2 separate regions of the Homo sapiens genome follow, and region 1 is linked to region 2. A link is a contact called in ENCODE Hi-C or POLR2A ChIA-PET data. All regions are on one chromosome and are shown on one strand. The core of a region is the stretch at or near the end of the contact, and the rest is flanking DNA. Distances in the headings are between cores, read along the strand shown. Region 1 overlaps PDHX (pyruvate dehydrogenase complex component X). Region 2 overlaps SLC1A2 (solute carrier family 1 member 2).

What was found. Hi-C counts contacts between places; a loop is a spot of excess contacts on that map. ChIA-PET counts read pairs that join two places held with the same protein, here RNA polymerase II (POLR2A). Pooled maps may share reads with other maps.
Region 1: a map with no recorded cell type shows a loop between it and region 2 (9-fold over the local background). The contact joins two enhancer-like sites. A Hi-C loop is called at or near these places in 1 of 168 maps with a recorded cell type or tissue (Right ventricle myocardium inferior), 1 of 37 single-sample maps with no recorded cell type and 5 of 50 pooled maps. POLR2A ChIA-PET finds 5 or more read pairs at or near these places in 4 of 52 experiments (AG04449, BJ, PC-9 and 1 more).

What each region holds. Positions count from the first base shown.
Region 1 is chr11:34,984,949-34,990,069 of GRCh38, forward strand. All of the region lies in intron 9 of PDHX (pyruvate dehydrogenase complex component X), which reads left to right. Among named protein-coding and RNA genes, the nearest start is that of MIR1343, 46 kb to the left of the region's middle. Within about 2 kb of position 2,848, at least 4 of the 41 ENCODE cell types and tissues checked have a DNase peak (open chromatin) inside an H3K27ac peak, as active enhancers do.
Region 2 is chr11:35,331,000-35,336,270 of GRCh38, forward strand. All of the region lies in intron 1 of SLC1A2 (solute carrier family 1 member 2), which reads right to left. Among named protein-coding and RNA genes, the nearest start is that of SLC1A2-AS1, 52 kb to the left of the region's middle. Within about 2 kb of position 3,477, at least 2 of the 41 ENCODE cell types and tissues checked have a DNase peak (open chromatin) inside an H3K27ac peak, as active enhancers do.

The sequences.
Region 1 (5,121 bases), core at 1,598-4,097, 350 kb before region 2:
AATATATAAACAAATTAGGGAACAACTTCATGCTAAAGACAAGCTTTATTTTCCAAAGTCCAGAATTCAGCCATAAAGATGCTATATCAGGTAGGTTTTAAAGTTGAAGTTAAGCTGAAACTGTATTTCTATGGACCTCAATATTAATAACATTTTATTCTTAAAGTGTATTTACTTCTTCTCTAAAATTGAGACCATTAAAAGAACTTAGCGGCCAGGCGCGGTGTCTCACGCCTGTAATGCCAGCGCTTTGGGAGGCCGAGGTGGGTGGATCCCGAGGTCAGGAGATTGAGACCAACCTGGCCAACGTGGTGTAACCCCATCTCTACTAAAAATACGAAAATTAGCTGAGTGTGGTGGCGCGTGCCTGTAATTCCAGCTACTCGGGAGGCTGAGGAACAAGAATCACTTGAACCCAGGAGGCAGAGGTTGCAGTGAGCCGAGATTGCGCCACCGTACTCCAGCCTGGCAACAGAATGAGACTCCATCTCAAAAAAGAAATGGACGTAATGTTCCAGAGGCAAAGTTACTTTATTTTTTCAGGATTTCTTGAAAAGCAGTTTTTGTAACTCCAATGTGTAGGAATCTTATTTCACCAAAAAATAGTACATCGAATAGGCAAGAACACAGGCAGTAGGGCAGCTTTGACAGCCTCAGTAATTTCCAAGGGTATTTTTTGACAGAAGTATCACAAGTCTTAAAGTGATTGCATCGAAAATTTCTGATTCATTTGGGTAAGTGATTATCTTTCCATTTGCCAAGGACCTGTTGTATGTATAGTGGTAGAACAATTTGTATATTTATAAGGGAGATATGAGGTAGAACGTAAGACTTCTTTGGGGAGCCGACAGTACATAAATGTGTAGACCTTCTTGCTCAAAAGAAATAAGTGCAAGTTAATCTGGTTTTAAAAGCATACCCATAAATACTGAGTTTACTTGGAATTTTAGAGGTAGATATAATTAAAGGTGAACCTACTAGAATCAATATTTTTAGGTCTTTCTTCCCTCCTCTTTGAAAAGATTTGCAGAAAGTGTTTGATCGATAAAAATGCAATTGTTAATTGAAAAATGAGGCTGCACATGGTGGCTCATGCCCGTAATCCCAACACTTTGGGAGGCTGAGGCAGGCAGATCACTTGAGGTCAGGAATTTGAGACCAGCCTGGCCAACATGGCGAAACCCCATTTCTACTAAAAATACAAAAATTAGCTGGGCATGGTGGCACACACCTATTATCTGAACTATTCGCGTGACGGAGGCATGAGAATTGCTTGAACCTGGGAGGCAGAGGTTGCAGTGAGCTGAGATTGTGCCATTTGCACTGCAGCCTGGATGACAGAGCAAGACACTGTATCTCAAAAAAAAAAAAAAAAAAAGAAAGGTAGCGTTTATTTGGTCAGTTCAAAAGTCAAAGTAATAGAGATTGGTTTACTGAGATATAGTATGTTCCTTGTGTTTATCAAGGGTTTTCAGCGACAATGAGAATATTTGTGTCTGTGTTTTTGTGAAGGTTAAATGAGATTAAGTGTTGAAACAACCTGTAAAATATAAAGTACTATTATAATGTTATGGAACTTTATTGTAGAGCTAGAATTTCCTTATTTTTATATACATTAAATTTTAAAAATTAACCATTATAGGAAGATTTCCTTGATTCTGAGCAATTTACCAAATTTACTGCTATAATACATAAGTCGTAAGTAGTTATGTTAGCTTTCTCTATTCCTTGCATCCTGAAGACTCTAAGTTTAAGAGGTAAGAACGCAGTCTCACCAGCCTCTCAGTTGGGCCTCACAGCAATGGGAAGGGCAGTCATACCACTTTGGAGTGTAGTGGTCTCTGGCGGGCCTTGGGCATTTCCTGTAACCCCCAACAGGGACTCAGGGTTTGCTGAGCTATGGCTGCCCGTTAGCTTCTCATTCTACCTGCTTCTCTTTCCCACCCTGCTCTCTTCACTCTTGTTCTTACGCTATGCCAGGCACTGGGCTAAGTGCTTCATTTAATCCTATTAACCCAGTACAATTGGAACCTTAACTTCTCCATGAAATTGAGGAGATTCAGTTTTAGCAACTTTGATAAATTTGCCCAAGGCAATACAGCTAGAAAGCAGTGGCAATGAGGACTAGTTAACCCAGGCAGTTTGATTCTAGAGCCACTGCTTAATGAGCTTTCTATTATACCACCTCTCTCCTTGCTTTTACTGTTTACCTTTCTTTTTTCCTGTCTAATCATTCACTTCTTTACCTCCCCTTTGTCTTTTTCTCCCGCAAAGTTACCAGAAAGGAGGGTTTGGTTTGGTCCTCAAGTAGTACTTTCTTGTATGAAGTACTCTTGCTGGGCAGGTCTGTCATGCCAGGCCAGTGTGTCACATGGTACAGAGCATAACAACCTGATGAATATAATCACCTTTGGTTGTACTCGGAAAAAATAAGGGGACATTGAAGCACACTGAGGCCTCTCATGAGAAACAGGCACCTTGCATGGCCTATTTAACATAATAGTTCTGTAGTTTACAGGAGAGAGAGAGAGCAAAAGAGAAAGAAAGTTTATGTGTGTGTGTGTATGTGTAAGAGAGAGAGATCTGAGCTCCTGCAAAATTAGTTTTTTGTTGAAGTGGTTTATCTTGTAAGCATGATTATCTTAAAAACTTAAATGTTGGATTGTTTAAACGGTGGCTTAAAAACTAAATATTTTAGATAGGCTCTATAGAGATATGTTCATTTAGCTGCTGTGGATGAATAGGCATTAAAAATAAGTATGCACCAAGTAGAAACCCTGAGTGTGTGTGTGTGTGTGTGTATGTGTGTGTGTGTTCTTCACGTCCAATATAGATTTTGACTCAATTCCAAGTTAAGCAAGATTATATTGAATTCAGCTTTACTGTGCAAAAAACAGCATCTGCCTGAGTGTCCACGTATAGTAGTGAGTCACCTTTGGTAATAAATGCATTTTCTGTCCTGTGCTTTAATGTGGTTATATTTTACCGCATCCCCCAAAAAGGGTAGACAGTAAATGTTACATTTATGGAATAGTAGTGCCATTTTATACAGTTTGAGTCTCGTCAGTATTTCTACATCAAGCTTTGTACTATGGCTTATTTAAAAAGTAGAATGTTTATGTATTTAAACAGATAAAATTTAGAATGATTTTAATTCCAGGGTAAAATCTGCTCCGACCAGAGAGAAAAAACTAATTCATATATGAATATAGTATTTGTAATCCTCTTGTTTAAAGACATGCAAGTTCTAGAAGTATTTGTACTGCTTAATGTTTTAACAACTCTAACAATAATAGCAGCGGGCATACTTTGTACCAGTTTTTGCTGTAAGCCTTTTATATATATTAATCCTCTTTAAAACCACCCTATCAAGTACAAGATAATAATTTGATATGGTTGATGAAGCAACTGATGGGAAAAAAGAGAGGTTAAATAATTTGCCCCAAATCTTATTAAGTGATGTAGCCAGCATCTGAACCCAATCAGACTGTAGACTAGAGCCTCCTCCCAACCACTCAGCTTTGCTGCTTCCCACATACTAGTTACATAACTACTGTATGACTATAGAGGTCAGGTTATCAGCCTTCTAGAATCAGTAATGTTTTCTGTCAAAAAAAAAAAAAAAAGAAACTTGAGAAGCAGCTCCTGGATTTTCAGAAATTAACAAGAAGAATAGCTAAGGACTCAACAGTTATACCAAATGCACCATAATTAGTTGATTCACCAGGTAGAAGAAAAGGAGTACAATCATTGGTTTTCTGTGTCTGTAAGACCAATCTTTTGGTTTGGAATTTGAAATATTGGAGTTCTCTCTTATCCAAGGTTTCACTTTGTGTGGTTTCAGTTACCCGTGGTCAACCACAGTTGAAAATAGATGAGTACTGTACAAGCTATTTTGAGAGAGACCACATTCACATGATTTTTAGAGTTATAATTGTTCTGTTTTATTATTAGTTATTGTTAATCTCTTACCATGCTTAATTTTTAAATTAAACTTTATCATAATTGTGTATGAGTAGGAAAAAATAGTACAGTCATGCATCACAGCAGGGATACATTCTGAGAAATGCATGGTTAGGCGATTTTGTCATTGTGTGAACACCATAGAGTGTGCTTACACAAACCTAGATGGGATAGCCTGCTACACGCCTAGGCTTTGTATGGTACAAACCTGCAGTACAGCCTATTACTGTACTGAATAGTATAAGGAAATAGTGATACAATGGTACGTATTTGTGTGATAGGAATTTTTCAGCTCCATTTTAATCTTATGGGACCACTGTCATATATTTATGTCTTTGTCTTAAGTGTCCTTATGCGGCACATGACTGCATGTATAGAGTTCAGTACTATCTGCCATTTCAGGCACCTACTGTGGGTCTTTGAAGTATCCCCTGCAGATAAGGGGGGACTACTGTATGCAACTGGGAGAAAAAAAGGGTTAAGAAAGAAGAGACCTGAGTCAAACGGGAGAGTACTCTGCCAAAGAAGCAGTGAAGATTCCCCGAGGAATGTGAGGTTGTGGTCTTAGCAAGTAGGCAGTGGATAAGAGAACCTGCAGCAAAGAAACCAAGGCTCTCTACCTGGTGAGGCAGGAGTAGTCTTTTTGAAAAGACTGTGGGATCATGGACAGGTTGAGCTCTGGATTCTCACTAAGAGACATACTATCCAGTACACACTTCCCTCTGATCGTCACTTGGCTGGCTTTTTTTCATCATTGGTTTCTCAGTTCAGTTGCTAATTTCTTAGGCCTTCTGCAGCTTCTGTAGCTGAAATAGTTTCCTAACACTCTTTATCTCATTACCCTGTTTTATTGTCTTCATATGGTTTATTAGTCTTTGAAATTACCTTGTTTATTTATTTGTTCACCCTTCTGTGTTCCCTACTGTCTGATGTTCACTGTCCATTGCCATTTATCTAATTCTAGAAGAGTGCTTGGGATACAGTAGTTGCTTGGTGAATTTATTTTAAAACAAATTTCAGTAAAACTTGTTTCATTGAAATTAATTTTTCAAGAGTTTGTGGCTCTCTGCAGATTCATCCATGAACCCCAAGTTAAGAATATCTGTACTACGCATTTACTTCTTGACCCTCTGTAATCCCAAGGATGCCACTGTGGGG
Region 2 (5,271 bases), core at 2,227-4,726:
TACACTATCTCATTTGTTGTTTACAAAAAGCCTCAGCAGAAGGTGATAGACATAGAGAGTTTCCTGTCCACACCCACACCTCTGCTGCTTCTAGAAATCTGCTCAGAGAAGCAGCATGCTCAGCCAGACACTGCTTCTCAGCCTCCCTTCCTGAGATGTAGGCTGAAGTGTTCTGCTCCTCCCTTCCTCACTTCCTCCTGCCCTAGAGAAATGCAGACCAAAGTAACATCTTTCTCTCTTTAGCTAATCACGTGTTTAAAAGGCTCAGCAACACCATGCCTCTAAATGGCTTCCATCGCCCATGGAAGCCTTTCAAGGCCTCCCAGAGGACTTGTGCAGTTCTTTACTTTGGTTCCTTCTAATGAGCTGCTAAATTTGTGGCTATTGAAAGTGAACTAAACATCCAGTCCCTGTTGATCCCAGCAGTCCAGTCAGTTTACTGACTGCCCAACTGCTTCTCAACTAGTTTGATCTGCTAAATTTACAAGTGATAAACTGAGCCATCCAGTCACCCCTGAAGGGTAATGTTCTCACCAGGAGAATTTCTTCTTAAGAGAAGAATGTATATTTATCACTCTGGTAGCTTGTGGAGACAGGCTGGTTCACAGGGCTTTGTGCTGATATGGCACAGTCCACAAGTGCAATACATCCTCTTGCACGATCCATTCTCTTCCCACCTTTTCCATACACAGATGCAGTTCGTGGTGTTTGGGGAATATTTTACTTCGCACATTCGAACCTGAAATCTTAAGTGACTCTTTGATGTTGTCTCTTCGAATAATCTTTTCCTGAGCCCCCAATCTACTTTTCATGCCTCTGAGATCTTAACGTTGCACAATTCATCACATTCATATGGTTTGCCTCTCCCACTAGGCCTTAGACTCTGTGAAGGAAGGGCCATACATCTATCCCTGGGCCCTGTCCATGTTAGGTGTTTAATAAGAATTTTTGAGAGACTAGTGATTTGGAGGTACTAAGGGGACCCAAGTCTGCAGGGACTGGGAGGTGCCTCTGACAGCGAGTGGCAGGACCTTATCAGCTTAAGCATCTCCCATGGAGATGGCTTTGGACAGAAGCCTAAACAAAGCACAAGGAAAGGATCAGGAAACCTGAAGTCCACCAGAAGCTCCAACTAATGTTTAGTGACCTTGCCAAAAGCAACTAGGGCTTCTAATTACCACAAGTGATCATGACTTGAATTTTTATGCACTTCCTGAAGTCATTCCAGCAGCACCACGTCTCCTCAACAGCCTGGAAGTGGTGATGATGTGGTATGTTGGCTACCGGGTCATCAACACCACTTAATTCCTTAGCAACTGAGGTGAAAAGCCTTCATCCCAAGTGCCTTGGAAGAAAGGCTTGTTCCTGCTCAACTCGTAAAGTCTCAAATTTATGCTGAGGATAGTTTCTCGCCGAGTGACTTATCAGGTTGACTCTTAAATTATGACATCAAAGCAAGGAACATGTCCTGTTTTTATTTGAATCCTCTATATAATGACATGTACAATGCCAGGCACCTAATAGGTGTTCAGCAAAAGCTGGTAGATTGAATTATGTATATGACAAAATTAAGACAGAGGGGTCAAATAAGACTTACAGATAAGTCCAGATGAGATCTCTGGACTCAAATATATTCTAGGGCTTTGAGTTAACACAGAAATGGCAGGGTTTTTTTGCCATGGACAATCATGCTTTCTTCCTCCATCCTCCCTCTCCCCATCTGCCCTGAACACACACTCAGCCCATTGTCCTTTATCTGAGAGCAGATTCGACTCCACAGTTCCTTAGGGCAGAAATTGTTTTTGTATTTTATGGGGAGAAAGGGAAGAAGTCTGCAGCACACGCTACCTAGAGAACATGCAATACAATTTCATTATAAGCAAATTTGTTCTTCCTCCCCATACTCTTCAGAGTCTCTCTCCTCTTTCTCTTTTACTTCAGTTCTCGCTCTTAACTTCCTTAGCCCACTGAGCTAAACCTGGTGGATCTTCAAACAACTGCCAACTGTTCCTCAGGTTGGCTCCCTGGAGTGGTCTCATTCCCCATCCGCACACAGCTGATCAAGTATTCACTCTCCGAACAGGTCTCTTTCGCAGCTACTCAAAAAACATAACCTTTGGCAGGGTGCAGTGAGGGGGCACAGTGGCTCACACCTGTAATCCCAGCAATTTGGGAGGCCAAGGTGGGTGGATCATCTGAGGTCAGGAGTTTGAGACCAGCCTTGCCAAAATGGTGAAACCCCATCTCTACTAAAAAAAAATACTAAAATTAGCCAGGTGTGGTGGTGCATGCCTGTAATCCCAGCTACTGGGGAGGCTGACGCAGGAGAATCACTTGAACCTGGGAGGCGGAGGCAGCAGTGAGCTAAGATGGCACCACTGCTGTCCAGCCTGGGTGACAGAATGAGACTCTGCCTCAGGAAAAAAAAAAAAAGCAAAAACCATAAACAGAAACAAAAAGAAAACATAACTTTTACCTATATTGTTATACCAAAATTAACAGATGTCACAGAATTTATTCACCTTAAGATAAGGATTCCTTTTCTTTATTGCTAAGCTAAATAAGCAGTAACTTTAACAATGTTAATGACGAAGAGTTGGAAATTTATTCTAAAACCCTTTAATTTATAGTAAGATATTGTTAATCATGTAAGTTTTTCTTTCTCTTTTTTTTTCCCCTTGAGACAGTGTCTTGCTCTGTTGCCCAAGCTGGAGTGCAGAGGCACGATCTCAGCTCACTATAACCTCTGCCTCCCAGGTTCAAGCAATTCTCATGCCTCAGCCTCCCGAGTAGCTGGGATGACAGGCATGCACCACCATGCCAGCTAATTTTTTTTTTTTTTTTTTTTTTTGTATTTTTAGTAGAGACGGGGTTTTGCCATGTTGGCCAGGCTGATCTTGAACTCCTGGCCTCAAGTAATCTACCTGCCTTGGCCTCCAAAAGTGCTGGGATTACAGGTGCAAGCCACTGCTCATTTAAGTTTTTCTTAAGTAAACTTCAATGCACTTTGTTTCAGTATTATTATTGAAAGTTACTAAAGGGTTTTGTCCACTTATAATTATGAAACCTAGATCCCTGAGTGGCAACAATCAGATAGAACTAAGAAGTGATTGTCCCTTAGATAGGCATGGATTTTCCAGTCTGCCACAGTCCCCACCATCCCTTATTGTCTCCTTGACACCAATGCGAAGTGTCAATTACTATTTATCATCAGGCTTCCATTGCTGTCTTTCTGAAGAGAGTGTTAAGAGGAAAGCAAACTGTTTCCTGATTTCATGTGCATACCTGCCTGGCTCTCATTAAGTTAGCAGCCCCTGTCCCTTTTGGTTCCATCATTGTACAGATGGGAGCTTTCTTCATATGCTTAAGTAAAATCTTCAAAAAAGGAATGAAAATTTATTCACCAGGCTACAAGCAGGTAGGGAGTGATTTAACAGAGCGAATCACGTTGTTGTTACTAAAGATGTCACATAATTTACAACTTTGAGCAAAGGTTCCCAGGGGACAGGTGTGAAAACAAAAGCAAGTGATGCGTCATCTCACCTTCCTGAGAGCAGGCAGAGGCAGTGCTTTAAGAATCATTGATGACTGACTAGCAGGTTACAGCGGGTGGAGGAGGGCTTCACTATCTTCTCTGCATGGCCCCTTATTATCAGTAGCCCCAAGATTAGAACTCTCTAGAGCAATGACTAGAGAGCAATGCTCAAATGCTGAGACATGACTTCAGCCTTTTCTTTACCAGTCTACTTTGGGGGGCAGGATGTGAAGATTTGGTGAGTTGGACTCACAGCTTGTAGAGTCTGGCTGGAGAGCAATTTTGTTTTGTTTTGTTTTGTTTTGTTTTGTTTTGTTTTGTTTTGTTTTGTTTTGTTTTGCAACATCCCTTAAGACAGACATTTTGTACAATATGAGAAGTGACTGTTAGTCATTTTACAGATGAGAAAGCAAAGTTAAGTAACTTTTCCATTGTCGGGTAGCTAGGAGTAGACAGCTGGGAATCACACCTTGGTCTGTCTTCATCCAAACCCAACCCCTTTTCATTACAATATGGCAGCTGAAAGAACCTGATACTTTAAGATGAGAATAACATTCTTCAATATTTCTTTATTTACAGCATCATAGACATAGCCTTCAATTGTCCAAAGTAGTTAAGAGTGTATGCATTGATGGGGGGGAAGTGTGTGTATTGTTGTGTATTGTTGTATTTTGCCACTCTCAAGCAAACTTCTCCTCCAGTCTCATCAACATACCCAACCTCAACCTCATAGCTGCTAATTCTTCACAAATACCCATAAAACCTATCTATTGAAAGCTATATTTCCCCCAAGATATTGGCCATATAGGCAGCTTCAGGCCAAGTTCTTTCAAACTTCAGCCATAGCAACCGCAATTGCACAACCAAGGGCAGCTGTGATGAAGTCACGGGGAACAAATTAGCAGAGGTCCCAGTACTCCTCTGGCCTGTAATCACTCATCACCTCAGACTGTGTTGATGATCCAGACCCTGGGCATGCCATTTAGCTGAACTCTATAGCTGAAGGAAATGCTCAGGAAAGGATTTTTAATTTGAGATTTTCCTTTGAATAATGTGAGGCTTCATTTTTTGGAGAAAGGAAGACAGTCTATCATGAGTTACTACCAGGGTCTTCACAACAATGCCAAGCAAAATCTGATCCAGTCTCACCCAAGTCAGTGGCTCATATCTACAATCCCAGCACTTTGGGCGGCCAAGGCAGGTGGATCACTTGAGGCCAGGAGTTCAAGACCAACCTGAGCAACATGGTGAAACCCTGTCTCTACCAAAAACAAAAATTAGGTAGTCTCATAAGCCAGTCTCAAAAAAATTAAGTAAATAAAATTTTTAAAAAATTAAATTAAAAAATGTTGTTAAAAATCTGATCCAGTCTCTTCAGACATCCTCCCACAGAAGATGCTGAAAAAAGGTTTCTTATATGGTACAAATACACAATGGAATACTATGCAGCCATAAAAAGGAATAAGATCATCTCCTTCAGAGGGACATGAATTGAGCTGGAAGCCATTATCCTCATCAAACTAATACAGGAACAGAAAACCAAACACCACATGTTTTCACTTATAAGTAGGAGCTGAACAATGAGAACACATGGACACAGGGAGGGGAACAACACACACTGGGCCTCTCAGGGGGTGGGGTGGGTGGGGGTAGAGCATTAGGAAAAATAGCTAATGCATGCTGGGCTTAATACTTAGGTGATGGGTTGATAAGTGCAACAAACCGCTATGGCACAG